2 separate regions of the Homo sapiens genome follow, and region 2 is linked to region 1. The links are chromatin loops, found by intact Hi-C in ENCODE. Cell type or tissue: Calu3. All regions are shown on one strand. Links, peaks and the distances in the headings refer to the core of each region. The heading gives the core; the rest is flanking DNA.

What was found. A loop is a pair of places that touch in the nucleus more often than their neighbours do. Peaks named below come from ENCODE experiments on the same cell type or tissue, not always from the same donor. Only the 100,000 strongest peaks of a DNase experiment are listed, where the experiment ranks them.
Region 2: a loop joins it to region 1, with 4 times the contacts of the local background. A loop is called at or near these places in 3 of 110 quality-filtered maps.

The regions. Positions count from the first base shown.
Region 1 is chr7:28,403,022-28,410,586 of GRCh38, reverse strand. It overlaps a transcript of CREB5 not described here. Among named protein-coding and RNA genes, the nearest start is that of CREB5, 5.7 kb to the left of the region's middle. RefSeq lists silencers at 1,345-1,414, 1,383-1,677. In Calu3, for the core only: no CTCF peak of the experiment used is centred there; DNase peaks (open chromatin) are centred at 2,696, 4,196 and 4,776.
Region 2 is chr7:28,570,468-28,578,032 of GRCh38, reverse strand. It overlaps CREB5 (cAMP responsive element binding protein 5), which reads right to left. Exons shown (of 11, transcript NM_182898.4): 5 at 7,496-7,565. Among named protein-coding and RNA genes, the nearest start is that of CREB5, 160 kb to the right of the region's middle. RefSeq lists silencers at 3,924-3,973, 4,548-4,842. In Calu3, for the core only: no CTCF peak of the experiment used is centred there; DNase peaks (open chromatin) are centred at 4,612 and 5,232.

The sequences.
Region 1 (7,565 bases), core at 1,778-6,777:
GGGGATGGGGGTGAGAGTGTGGACAAGGTCTAGGGCTTTATCTACCAGACGCCCCTTAAAAATAAATCTATGGCAAAGAAGAAGCGGGATGCAGCTGCTGAGAGAAAACATCTCCTTGGTTCCTTCCTTCGCATCTTGCCCCTCTAAGAACTTCGTGAAAAGTTCAAGTGATTCTGCCGAGAATCTGCCGCAGGGGGAGACTCCGCCGCCAGGTCTTGGGAATTGCCTGGGCGCCGCCAAAGCTCGAGCCGGAGCTGTCATTTGGGGCAGCGGCCGGGAAGAGGTAACGATGCCAGCAAGAAAGCAGCGGAGGCAGGAGGCGGCCGGAGGAGTGGACTGGAGCGGACGGAGCCTCGCCGCTCTCCAGCCCGGAGCGCCTGGAGCGAAAGCCAAGCGCCCTCCGAGGGCGACCTCCCCTCCCCGGGCGCGCGCCCACCCGCTGCAGCCGGCAGCCCGGCGGGAGAGGTGGCAGCTGCAGCTCCGCACCGGGGAGAGCGAGCCCCCTGCGCGCGCGCCCACCCGCCCCCTAGGTGACCCGGCGTCCTCGCCGCGCCCGCTGGAAGTTTGCAAACTTTCTCCGGGGGTTCCGCCGCCACGCTGGGAAGCTGGGGACGCGGGGGGAGGTTCCTGGCTCGCCGTCTCCGCTGCCGCTTGACCGCACTTCTGGAGGGCTCCGCACCTTGCCAGGTCTCTGGAGGCAAACACACACCCCCGATTCATAACTGGTCCCCGCGTCAGGGGACTCGCGCGCTCCCACACACGCACGCACGCCGGGCGGACTCGGCGCCGGCTCCACGTTAGCATCCCTCCAGGCGCGCGGCGCGGCGGCCACCGAGCGCTCCGGCACTCACGCGGCGCGGGGTCTCTAGGGTGGCCTCAGGACACAGCCGAATTCCACAGTCTACCAGCACTCGGGGCCGGACTTCCCTCTGGTCCGCCAAAATGTTTACAAACACAGATCACCCTCCAGAAAAAAATGCATCGCATCTTCCCTACTCCTTGCCCTGTGACCTGCCCACTGGACCAAGTAACCTCGCGGCTGCTGCCGAGAACCAACCCCTGCAAACAAGTACACTCCCGAGATGGCTCCTGCGGCAAGTGCAACAAAAGTGGCTAAATGCAAAAGCCCCAGAAGTGGCCGAGCCGTATTTTTAGGAACTTACCAAACAAGTGTGGAGAAGGCAAGAGCGGAGCCCGGGTGAAGGGACCACGTTGGACTGAGCAAAGATTACAATACATTCTATTTAGAGTGCATTACATCACCCCCCCGGTGACGTCACGTGGGATTCCTGAACTTCTAAATCATTGCGGTCCGCTGGGGAGGGACGGAGCGAGGGGCGGGGCCGGCGCGTCGAGGGGGCAGGCCCCGCCCCGGTCCCGCCCCGACCCCGCCCCGCCCGCGCGGACCCTGGTGCACCCGCCCGGGAGCGGCAGCGGCGGGGGCGACTGCGCAAGCAACAGCTTGCAGAGCCCAGCGCCGTGTGACACGGCTCCCTGACATTAGTGGTGTGAGTCAGCTTGGAAACAATCCTTATGGTTTCAGACAAGACCACGGAGGAGGCGCGGGCGTGGGCTCTTCTGCGGGGAGGGCCTGATGGGGTTTGAAAGGTGTAGGGATGGGGGTAGGGGAGAGGTGGGGAGGGGGATGCTGAAGGATGTGGGAAAAGACTTTGCAAACAGAAATGCAGGACGCTCCTCCCTCCCCCACCGGAGGATGTCCAGCTCCTTTTTGCTTGCGACAGTCATGACCTCATTTCAGTGCTCCCTGCATCCTGGCTTTTCAGAGCACTCACTTGTCACCCCTTCTTCACCGCCCCCTCATCTCACCTCCTCCAGGAGAATAACTTCCTTATGGTGCACACTCTCATGAAATACACAGCCCCACCCTTCGCGGGACCCCTGCTTCATGCGTCTGAGAAGCTGTAGGGAGAGTTGCTCCTAAGGCGAAAGGTGAATCACAGCTAGAGCCAAGTGATGAGCCTGATTTAGACACGGCGTCAGAGCCGAAAGGGCCCTTGGCTGTCACTTCCAGAGCCTCTTCGGTAACTGGCCCAAGCTCACGGGCTGGGGAGCGGCAGAGCCAGGGCCAGACTGCAGGATCCGGGCGCCTGGTCTGCAGCGAGAGGAGCCTGGCGTCTCCAGTATCCGGCCGTCACCATCACTGTCACCATCCCCCTGCTGAATTTCCTTTCAGAAGTTCTCCCTTTGAGTAGGATTCAAAGAGAAGGCATAGGCTAAATCCAGCCCGATTCTAGACGACCAATGCCAACCTCGCAGCCCCTCACACCTTACAAAGCGCTTGCGACCACGTGATTTCCCTTGTTTCTCACACCAACCCGGGTACCAGAAGTAGGACAGGTATTATAATTATTCCCATTCTACAGGTGAGCTAAGGCAGACACCAGAAGGTTGGGGGCTGGCCTGAGATCACTTGATGAGCAAGGGGTGGCACTGGGCCCAACTCAATCCCTGTTTTCAAGCCCAGATCCCAACTGGGCTCCTTCATAGAGCCAGGGGTAAGCATTCCCTTCTTGTGGGTTATTGGTGGTTGGAACCTCTGCTAAGAACACATTGGCTGGGAGATGGAGCTTTGCTTAGAAACAGTTTAGCCCTCGTTAATAAACAATAATCATTTCTGACATTTATGTAACATCTGACATTTATATAGTACCTCTCATCCCAATGCATCACAACCATGACGGTGCAGTTTGCCAGAGAATCATGACTGGACTGGCTAGAAACTGTAATACATTGCCTGGATTGTCACATACTTCTGAGCTGGTTTTGACATACTAAATGGAAGAGCTTAGCATGTTGTTTCTGTTTTTAAGTGTTTAAGTGGCCCCTTGCCCTTTAGTGTTCCTTGAAACCACAGGGACTGATGACTGTTTGATCCTCACAGCCTTATTCAGAGTTCATCACTGAGTTTTCTACTTATTGTAGAAATAAAATCATTGCAATTTCATGCAAAAGGTTTCTAGCTGTCATATTACAGACTGAGATTTTTACATATTCCAGATCTCACACACACACACAAATCATTTCTAAATGTAAACTGAAGAAAAGAAGAGGTATTTATTAGTGTAGATTCTAGTGTCAGCCTGCCTGAATTCAAATTTTAGCTCTGCTACTTGACGCCTGGTTCTCAGTTGCCTCAACTATGAATGAGGATGGTGATGATAACTACAGCGACTCGAGTTAAGAATTTTATTACTTGAGTTAAGAATTGTGCTTGGGGCCGGGCACGGTGGTTCACACCTGTAATCCCAGCACTTTGGGAGGCCGAGGCAGGTGGATCACCTGAGGTCAGGAGTTCGAGACCAGCCTGACCAACATGGTGAAACGCCCGTCTCTACTGAAAATACAAAAATTAGCTGGGTGTGGTGGTGGGTGCCTGTAATCTCAGCTACTCGAGAGGCTGAGGCAGGAGAATCGCTTGAATCTGGGAGGCGGAGGTTGCAGTGAGCTGAGATCACACCATTGCACTCCAACCTGGGTGACAAGAGCGAAACTCTGTCTCAAAAAAAATAAAAGGAAAAAAGAAAAAAAAGAATTGTGTTTGGCACAGGGCAAGTACTATGGAAGCACTCACTCTCTTTTTATTAATAAAGGTATTTTGGCTAATGCTGTGATAGGTGGGCATTTGGTGATTTTTTTTTTTTTACAAACTTAACTAAATAAATGAAAAGGGAACCTTTACCCCATAATTCCCCCAGCCCCACATTGCCTTCTGCATGTGTCATCTGGACCAAGCAGCCCTCTCATCTGTCAAATGCGCTGGCAGAGCCCCTGTGTTTGTGGACTCACATTTCTGCCTCATGCTCACTCAGTCTCTCCCAGGATTTCTCAGAGCCAGAGTTTCATGGAGGCTGCAGTTGCTGAGAGCAGCTATGCAAGAGCATCTCTAAGGGTGCCTCCACTGGCGGTGGCCATGGCCTGGGGCATTTGCCCCCTGGGGTGCCAGCACCACCACTAGGAATGCCCTCTCACCCACCAGGACTCCATCCATTGTGGCCTGTCAGACGTGTGGAGACAGGGGCGCTTACACCAGAACCAAGGTAAACTGGCTGGGGTACCACCCACCCAAGATTCTCCCGATGCTCATCCCATTTCCCTCCACAGAACAGGAGTATAGGCTGGACACAGCCAACCCCCGAGGTACCATTGGCGGTGGCAGAGAGGTTGGACCTATGCAGAGCTGACTGGCACCTGCAGTGACCAATGAGAATAGATGAGACCCCTGGGAGACCTTTAGTTGCTGGATCCTGGGCAGTGGAAGGGAGAGGACTAGGCAGCTGGGCCAGTGGGGAAGCACTAGGTATTTACCAACTCCCATGGAAGAATTTTAGTATTTTAAGACATTTACAGCCTTACTAGTGCTTAATCAGGCCTGAATAAAACCATCCCAAGAGGCCTCAGATGGGAAGAAATTCTTTAGCTCTGTACTTTGGGTTCAGTCATTTCTCCAACATTCGGCAAACATTAGCAGATCTGCCCAGTGCTGAAGTCAGAAAACAAAAAATGGTCTCTTTCTTCCCAGCTCCTAGGCTCCCAAAGAACTTCTCAAACTTAGTGGAGTAAGCAAAAAACACCCAGGCAACTTATTAAAGTCAGTTTCTTGAGTCAGACGTCCCCAGGGATTTTAGTTCCAAGGTTTGGCATTGGGTCCAGGATTCTGCATTTGTGATTCTGATGCAAGCGTCTGGGGAACTCCCCACCTACCACCACCACACACACATCCTTTGAGTGACTCTAGTTTAATGAATTCATAGATGGGCAGGGATCCAGGAGGAAGCTGATGACGGAGAAGAAAAGAGGTCAGCCTGAGACACTCAAAAATATGACCCAAAGTTCATATGCTTGAGATCAAGGCCAGGCGCAGTGGCTCACACCTGTAACCACAGCTCTTTGGGAGGCTGAGACGGGAGGATAACTTGAGCCTGGGAGTTCGAGACCAGCTTGGGCAACATAGACAGCCTGAGCGTCTCTACAAAAAGTTTTTAAAAATTAGCCAGGCATGGTGGTGTGCACCTGTGGTCTCAGCTACTCAGGAGGCTGAGATGGAAGGATTGTTTGAACCCAGGAGGATCAAGGCTGCGATGAGCAGTGACTGCGCCACAGCACTCCAGCATGGATGATAGAGTGAGACCCTGTTTCAAAAAAAGGAAAAGAGACCAATCCTCTAGCAGCTTCCCAAAAAGATGAACATATCCCTAGAGAAGGCTTCTCCTCATCCCTTCTGCCCACATCACTCAGAGTGACCTTTTCCCACTTCCAAAATTTTATTTTAGGCTTTTCTTAACTAAATTAACAGTGATGGGGAAAGGGATGCTGCTGAAGCCCATTTTGTGGTTAAACATCTAGCTATCGTCCCATTGGGAAGTTTCCATCCCTTCTAAAATGGGTCTTCACCAGGTTTCTTCATTACCTTATTTGAAGGGATAAAGATTTCCAAATAAATGAAACTGCAAAATGCATCCAAAACTGTGAAAACCACAACACTGTTAACTAACATTTACCAAGCATTTGCTCTGTGCCAACCCTTGAGCTAAGGGATTTATGTGCATTTTCTCTGTTAATCTTCACAACTCTGTGAGGCAGCTGGAACCTTACTCTTAGAAAGGCTGAGTAACTTACCCAGAATTGCACAGCTGGGGCATGGCAGAGATGAGAAAAGAACCCACATTGCTGTTGCCTGTCCCAGTGCCTGCCTGAAGGCACCCCATACTTTGGTAGTCCTGAGCACAAGTTGGTTTGAGGATGCAAGAATCAGGAAAGTTGAGAACAAGCCAGAGATTGGCAGTGAGTAGGAAAAGCCACCAGCCTCCATGCAAACTCTGTGCCTGGTTAATCAAAAGCCATTCCAGACAGACAGGACTGGCTTCATGGCCTGTGATACCTGGTCACACAGGGCCTCATCTCATGCTCAGAATGGTCCCATATTTGGTTTAAGGCTCACTGTCACCATCTTGAAATTCTTAATAATTTTATCTTTGAACTTATGCTTTATAAAAGAAGCCTGGTGGAGCATGTGCATGAGGAGGTTGGTGATCACGGCATGTCTGCTGTTTCTTGCTCATGATGCCTCAGGAGCACCAAATTCCAGTGGACCCAAGGTGCATGGAAATCCAGCAAGACTCAAATCAAATACAAGGTAAATTCATGATCTCTCTGACTGAGTGGGATGGGAGAGGAGAGGTGAGGCTGACAGCCCTGAGAGGTCACGCTTTCCTTTCAAACCAGAACTTTCTTGGGATGCAAAAAAAACCAATGGCATCCCAAGAAACATAAACAACCAAGAACCCTATCTTACCTGCATTAGGCCCCTGTGTTAGGCAACCACATACACTGAAAATGATGACATAGAAGGCAAGAGAAAGATAGGGCGGCCCATAGTTCTTTTTCTTTTCCATCTTTCCTCATCACAAGTAAACAGAAAGCAGAGAGTTGGCAGAACGTGTGCACATCAAGAAGTGAAATAAAGGTGGTTGAGCTTGTTTTGTACAGTGTATCCACGTTCTGGTAAGAACAAAATACATATGTATGTACGGGCCATGACATACAAATTATGGGATTTGAGTGATTTCACATACAAGTTAAGTGATCTTATATTTACATTTAAAACTAGCAGTGCAGGATGTAAAGATGAACAGTAAAATTAATGCTAATAATGTAACATTTTAATTTTTTGCTATTTAAAGTGACATTAAATAGCAAATAAAACATACCATGACAAGTCAAGAGACTGACTTTGCAAGAGAGAAAAAACTTTCTATTTATTATCTTCGGTGGCACTTTTCCCTTGCCTTTTAAACAAGAGGCCCTGCATTTTCAGTTAGCACTGGATTCAAAAATTATGTGTCAGGTGCTGCCCACAGACATATGATTGACAGGATCCACCAGACCCCCAGCTCCATGCTCACATGCTGAGAGGAAAGGCAGCAGACAGCAAGAGATTTGACAGCCGTAGCCTTGTCACTTACTAGGTGTGTGATCAGGGCCAATTTTTTTTTACCTCTCTGAAGTTCAGATTCTTCATCTACAAAATGGAGATAATATCAGCATCTATCTCCTAGGATACTGCAAGGATTCAGTGAGTTAATATATGTAACATGCTTAAAACAATGTCTGACACTAGTAGTTACTGAAAAAATAGTCTTAGATATTATTATGCCCTGTAAGGTTTTGGGGAGAATTTAATAAAATAATTCATGTCAAGTGCTTAGCCCTGTGCCTGGCATTTAGAATGTGCTCAATAAATATTAGTTACATAAAATTGCATATAAGATGTAATATTGAAGTTCTGTGGGTTAGATGGAGGAATCAATCCAACTGGCCCTGAGTCCAGTTTTTGAGTCTTAGCATAAGCCAGCTGTATTTGAAGGAGATGGTACCTTTAGGTTAACAAATCTGCACTGAGTCTGTGGGCAACAGAGCAATTTTATACAAGCTGATGTTCTAGTTGAAGCCATCACACTTTACCCTTCCAGTCTTGACATACAAATGCATTTTTACACCAGTGGTTGTATAATTATTAACCCTAGTATGATTTAGTTTTCAGAATC
Region 2 (7,565 bases), core at 1,521-6,520, 170 kb before region 1:
ATAGAACTGTCTCTGGCAAAACCATCATCCAGATCTCTTGCGTTGGACTTGTTTTACATGTTTACTATTTTAGTTGTTTTTCTAGTTAAAGCTCCGAAAATAAGCCACTGTTAGCAGAGTGAGAATAAAAGAACAATTTCCTGATAAGATTACTTCAAGAGAGGAAGCTATACCTAGTCACACACGCAGCACTGAGTCCCCAGAGAAGTTACCTTACCAAGTAGTTTACAAAATTAAATTCATTATGAAAATAATTAACATTTTAGTGCTGAAAAGAACTTCAAGAATTTTCTAGTGGTACCCCACCCCCCAATTTTAAAGGTGAAAAAACTTAAACCTGGGAAAGTTAAGTTTCTTGGGAACTGTGGGATAGTGCATGGAGTAGGTGGTCTGGATTCGAGTTCTGGCTCTGGCCATTATCACTATGACCTGGGGCAAGTCACTTAATCTCTGAACCTTACTTTACTCAACTGCAAAATGGGTGTATTAATTCCTGGGTAACAGAATCATGCATGCCAAACTAGTAGAGATGTGCCTTGTAAACAGCACCTGACAAAGAGAAGAGGTTGCTGTTATTCACCTAGGAGTTGAGCCTAGAAGTCAAGTGTCTCTGACTTCATATGTTAGGACCCCTCCCTTTTACTGCCGTGGGCTTCTCTTCCCAAACCCTATTCTGTTCTCACTCTCTGGGCTATGTGAACATATCTAGGAGGTCAGATAATCTAGAGCTTCTGCCAAACTTGGCTCCTGGAAGAAAACAACCAAAAGAGAGAATAAATTTGAGACAGAAAAGAGGCAGTGAATGAGAATTCTGGAGCTGAGACTGACTCAATTAATTGGCTAACCCCTTTATATGTAGGTAAAGGAAACCAGGCCTGGGGAAGCTGAGCGCTTAGCCAAGGTGGCAAATGTTTTAAATGGCAGAGCCTGAATGTCTAAAATCCATGAACTCTGAACCCATGACAATGCTTTTCCTTGACTCCCCTCTGACTTGCCATGGTTTTGCTCCAAGCAAGCTCTTGTATTCCAGGCATATCTTTTCAATATGCTGCACAAAAGAACAAATGTCTAGATTTACTGTAAGCACAGAAAGAATGATTCCAGGCTGGTTGCTGTAGAAGTAGTCCCTCATTTGTGCCTATCTTTTCCAAAAATAGGAGGGAGGAAATGCACACTGAGACACTTACATGGAAGCTTCAGGAACTCTGAGGGCCAGGTTCTGTGTAGAAGTTCCAGAAATGAAGTCTTCCTCCAAGAAAAGCTCACAGGCAAAGCCAACTGTCCCCTCAGGAAATGGAACAAATCTGGAAGTTGAATTGCATTTGGGCAGGGAATAGTGGTCTTCCTGCAAGCTAAGAAGCCAAATATAGAGCAACCAAATGTTGGAGACAGGGCCATCACTTCTCTGTGATGCTATAGTTTTCTTACACATGAGGGGATGAAGTGTTTGACACTGTAAACAGATAGACTGAGCATTAGCTAACTCCTGTAGATGATTCTGCCAGTCTCAGGCACAGTCATGGGTCTTCCACGGCACTGGTATTGCCACGGTCAGGAGCATGGGGAAACATGTGCTTTTGAGTCCAATAGACCCATATTCAAAACTCTGTTTATCTCCCTGGCTGGGTGACTTTGGACAAGTTACTTTTCTTCTTGGAGCAATAATATTGGGGTAAATAACAGCTACCTCTCTGAGCTATTGAAGAATTACAGGAAATAACATGCAAAGCTAGCTCAATGCCTGACACGTAGTAGATCCTGAATAAATATTAGCTTCCTTTCTCTTCTTCAGTGTCAGTATCAAGGCCCTTTCTAACGAAGGGCTTGAGCCATTGGGGAGTTACCTCTGATTTTCTCTCCCGAGTAGAGCAGGCTTGCTGTGTTCCAGGTGGGAAGCTGAGATGACACTAAGACACAATGCTTGCCTGAAGAATCAGAGGCAAGGACCAGATTCGAAGACGAGAGCTGGGGTATTTTTCTGCCTCTCAGAATACCCAGCCATTTGCTCCCATGTTCTGGCTCTACCCCCTTCATCTGACCACAATACCATGTGGTGTTACAACTTTTGAATGTTAAGAAACATTATATTTCCTCAAGTATCAGTACTTTATGTTTCGTTCCACACATAAAACCCCGTGAGTGGAAGGCTGCCGGCCCCCTTGTCAGAGGTAATTTCTCAAGGCTCTGCATGGGATTTAACGGGAGCCATATGGTTAAGTCTGTCAACCCTCCCAGAAAGCATCCCCCAGAAGGGCCCTCGTAAATGTTCTCGGGGCTGTGAAAGATACAGCAACTTTCCAACAATAAAGCTATGTTCATAGCCGTGATATTCAGCAAAACACAAAGCAGGAAATAATGACTTCTGGTCTGCATTACTCAAAGGGGCTTCAAGTTGTCCTGGCTAAGGGCTGAGGACCAGTGACAAGCCGGGACCTGCTGCCCCGCTGTCTCCAGCAGGAAGGAGGCTGGCCTGAATATCCCCAGCATTAGCCTGTGGTAGATAGCGACAGTCTTACTCATGCTCACTTTGGTTTGAGGAGCTTTAGGAAGCTCTTAAAAATAGATTCATACGCATATGCATTGACAGGGCAAACACATTCTTAACCTGTAAGCTGCTTTGTCATTTAGGTCTTCTTTAAGCCATGACCTTCAGTGATGGCATCATTTACCCACTTCTCTACTGTTCTTTCCCCACCCCCAGCAACAATGACACAAAACCCTCAAATGTATTAACATTCCCATCTTGAGGGAACACTGGGCAGGAACGTGAACTCACACAGCAAAGCCACATGACTCGTAGCATTGCTTCTGCCACCAACAAATTTTGAGATGTAATCAGCTTTTCTTTTTATTATTATTTTTCTTTGTTTGCTTGTTTGTTTTCCTCAGCCATGTCCATTGAACTACATCTAATATTCTGCATGACACATAGCATCTGGGATTGCAAAGAGAAAAGGGATAAAGAGGCACAGAAAAGGTAAGAGGAGGTACAATTTATAAGTCTTGGCACCTTTTCATCTTTACATAAAACAAGATTTTCTTCTATGATATTTTATATAAATTTCTGGCTAAGTTTTATGTCTCTGTTGTCTAGCTACAGCCCCATGCAAATAGGGTTTATAACCAAATGCCTAAGTTACGCATCATGTGGAAATATATGTTCCAGGATTAAAATTGGTGTAAAATCAGGGAGGGTTTTTTTACGTAAATGTCTTCATATATGCATTCTGTTGAACATATTTCTGAGTTTCCTGATGCAGCTGGCCAATTCATTCTCTTAACCAGAATACTCCACATTTGTATATTCTAATGTTAGATATATTTGGCCAGTGCCCTACAAAGAAGTAAAAGGTAAGAAAAAAATATGTAGAATATTTTGGAAGCGTCTCCCATAACCCGTCAGAGCTCTGTACTGATATCCATTCTTGTAGAACTCCAAATTCCATATTATCTTCATTGCTCTCCTGAAGAATTACTGAGTGTAAATTATATACTATCACTTATCCATAAAGAAGAATCAACTTAGTTAAGAAAGCTGGGATCTATTAAGATTATAGCCATCTACTCAACGGATTATTGACTCCTACAAAAATGTCTTAGATGATAAGAAACAAAGAGACAGAGAGAGTGTGTTAACTTCCAGTAGTGCTACCTACCCTTCTGCCATTTTCCCAGGCTTTGCTGACTTGATCCTGAATTAATGAGCCTGTTACATGATAGCTAATAAAAATGACTGGAGGAGAGATACTGTTTGGATTCTGCCACATATTTGGTTCAAGGCTGGATCGATTTTATCTCTATTTAATACATGCTTGTTTTCTGTCTCACTTGTCTTCCCCACAGCCCATGGCTCACTCTTTTTTTCCATCTGGGAAACTTATCTCTGAAAACGCTACCATCAATCAGCCAAAGACACTCTTCCCGGCAGAGCGTCTGCCAGTTTGACTAAGCACAAGTAGTCACTAGTTTGGGGATGCCTCCCACACTCTCCATAGCTGTGTGTTTTTCTAGTCTGCCCAACCACACAAGAGCAATTTGAGATATTTATATTTACCTCTGGTTTCTATTGAGGTAATGGCACTACTTTCACAGAATTGAGCGCAGGGCATGGTATGGATTGCTGTGGTATGGAATGGAAGTTGCACGTGTTGTTTGTCTACTTCCTTTTAACATTACTTCTTTGGATTTTTGCATTTGCACTCATTTTGGTCTGGTTTGGCTCAGTGCCTGTTCAAAAAGCATGAAAATCAAATGCTTATGAGGATGCCTACCCTTTGTCCCCAAAGTCCTCCCTGATAACTGGCACTACTCCCATTTTCAAGTCCTTTATGTTGATAGCTCTCTCAATACATTCAAGCCTCCAAGCTTAAATTTTGTACTGTGAAAAGAGGGAGACAGAGAAGAGCGAAAACTTGGGGTTGCCTGCAGCAGCCAAGCACTGATAGAAGGGAAGGGAAGAGGGGGGAGCAGGAGCCAGGTGGCCCCTTCTCCCACAAAGTCTCAGCCATGAACACACCCGCTGGCCGCAGCACAAGAGCACTATGCGTGGGCACAGGTGGGTCCCAGCCTTTCTGGCTGGATGCAGCTTAAGCACTGAGCCTGAATGAAGACTTTCATTGCTGTTTGCTGTTTTTCTTGGCCAGTAGCCATGGCAAACATTTGCAGGTGGCTTGGCCAGATTTTGACACTTAAATATTTGAGGTTGTGATAAAAATCAGAATATTACTACAATATGGTTCTGTGCAGCCTCAAAAAAAATAAAGTAAAAAAAAAGCTATCTGCAATTTCAAATGCTCATTTAAAGACACAGTCTCCAGAGGGAACTCGTGTTTTCAAATAAGTACTCATTTCCTCTTTCCTGAGAGAAATAAAAGAGTCAACCGTCCCCAAATGTTACCACCTAGAGTTTCATACTGAATCCACTGGTGAGATGGGTTGGGTTATTTCTTGCTGAGTCTCCAGGATCATCCGGGCAAGGTTTTGGATGGAGAAAAATGGAAACGACAAGATGTGTGGGTTTGAATCAACATGGCAAACACACCAGGGAGGAATCTGAATAAAAGAAATAGCCTCCCTCGGGCTTGGCAATGAGACAGAGTCCTAAAAGTGACAATTATCTCCTAGAACACACCAGGAGCGACACACAACACCCCAGGCTGGAGAATAAATGGGAAGATGGAGTGTGTCCAAAAGGCGTCCATACCACAGAAACACCCGCCTCCATCCAGGCATGGTGACACAGCCTACAAATGTCACCCAAATGTACAGTCCTGGGCCAGCTGGGTAAATTATCAACAGAGTCAGCACTCATCTTAAACTTTATTGCTAGCCCTCAAAAGACTGTTTCATAAAGACCAGCTTTGTGCTAACAATGGCTGAATACTAAGGGCCTCCAAAAGGGTAGTTGGTGGGGGGTGGCAGGGAGAGGGAGGCAGGAGAACTCCAGGGGGGAAGGAATGCTGTAAAACTGCTAGTAAACTCTAGCACATTTTATGTTTTTTCCCCTTGAAAGAAAAATAAAATAATTATAATTAGCTGGCATAACTGTGAATTGTCTGCTGAAAGCCAAGCCACTTGAGAGAAGTCCCTGGAGATTTAGATGCTGTCTTTAATGAATCTACTCCACCCTCTTAGCACTCTATGGGTTCTTGATTTAGATAGCAGCAACATTTGCTCTCATGGTCATTTGAGAAGAAAAGAAATCTTTAGCAGAGACACTTACCAACCTAGCATTGACTCCTTTCAACAAAGCCGAGCATTCGAAGGGCCAGGTTAATGTTCTGTTTCTTGAATAGAAAACCAAACGCACCCACAGCAAACTCACAAAATGGTCATTACCCATTACCCATTACTCTCATTTCTTAAGGTGGGTCTTAACGTATCACAGCCATTCCTGGTAAGTTGAAAATGTGAGACAAGGTGCCCCTTCTGGAATATCCTAGGGAGGAATAAGCCAGTGTTCCCTGCAGGTCTGGAATTCTTATAACACCGAAAAACAAGAGGGAAAAGACCTACTGACAAATTGTGGAGCAGTTTCTAAGTTTTTAATTATCACTTCCAATATTTGACTGAAAATTCAAACAGAATGTTGATGCACATACCAAACACAGCAAGCGCCCCTTCTCATTTTAAACAGAATTCTGGAAGCATAGAGCAGCCAGTTCTCAGCGACCAGCAACAGAACTGTATCACAGCTCTTTGGCTTAAAGTTATTACCTTTTCTTCCTAAGAACCCATGTGCTCTTAAATCTTTTATTTCATCTTTACTCTCATGAGGCTGGAAAGAGCAGACACCATCCTCATTCTGGGGATAAGGAAGCTGGGCCAGAGATTCTGCGTTTCTGAGAAGCTCCCTGGAAATGCCCACGCTGCGGATCCTCAGACCACACTTGGCACATTGCGAGGGGCTAGAGCTAACACAGGATACCCAGAAGGGAAAGCTCTTTCCATCACATGACATGGAGTATCTGGTGTTCAATGACAGGATCTTTCTACCAATTTTTCCTCAATGCCTCAGTATTGACCATTTGCATAAATGAGAGAGAGGGGCCTGCTTTCTTTGCTTTGTCTACTCCAGAAATCAGCATGGACCAATGTAGAGGAAGGAGAGGGCTAATAAGGAGGCAGTAACAGGAAGGAGAGGGCTAGTAAGGAGGCAGTTACAAGAAGGAGAAGCAGGGAAGAATAAGCAGAGGGCGGGACGACTGTGGAAATATGGTGGTCCCCCTTATCCGTGGTTTTGCTTTCTACAGTTTCAGTTAATCGTGGTCCAAAAATATTAAAAGGAAAATTCCAGAAATAAACAATTCACAAGTTTTAAACTGCTCACCATTCTGAGTAGCATGATGAAACTTCATGCTGTCCCAAGCTATGCCCCCCAGGATGTGAATCATCCCTCCTGTCCACCGTGTCCACATTGTGGACACGCCCCACCCAGTAGTCACTTAATAGCTATCTCAGTTATCAGATGGAAAACACATATCACACACAGGGTTTGGTACTATCTGCACTTTCAGGTATCCATTGGGCAGCTTGGAATTTATCTCTCACGGACAGGGAGGGATTGCTGTACACAGAAGATGAGGTGATGAGTGTGGCAGCTCCCAGGAAGGGAAGGGCACACTCTGTTGGAGACAAGGCTGAGCTGGTAGAACTTCCCTCCACCATGTTTGTTCTGCGCACTATACTCTGGTCTCCATAACAACCATGGGTTTTCCCACAGTCATCTTAAAGTTCATAAATCTTGTCTGAAGAAATGATGACACAGAATGACTTGCTCCCCACCCTACCCCTACCACCCAAAGTCCAAGATCAAAACAGCTTCTACCAAGCAGAGACTCCTCCCTTCTCCCATCAAAAGCATCACTCTGAGCTCTAGGCAATATCATGACAGCCAGAAAAACCAACCAATCTGAGCACCAGAAACCAGGAGGAAGTCCAGGACATTTCCTGAGTTCCAGCCAGGACCCAGGGGCAGCCAAGGAGGGCTCCTTACCCGATCTGGCGGTTGGTGGAAGGTGCCTGAGTGATGACAGAGCTGGACTGAGGCGACGGCATGGCTTGCT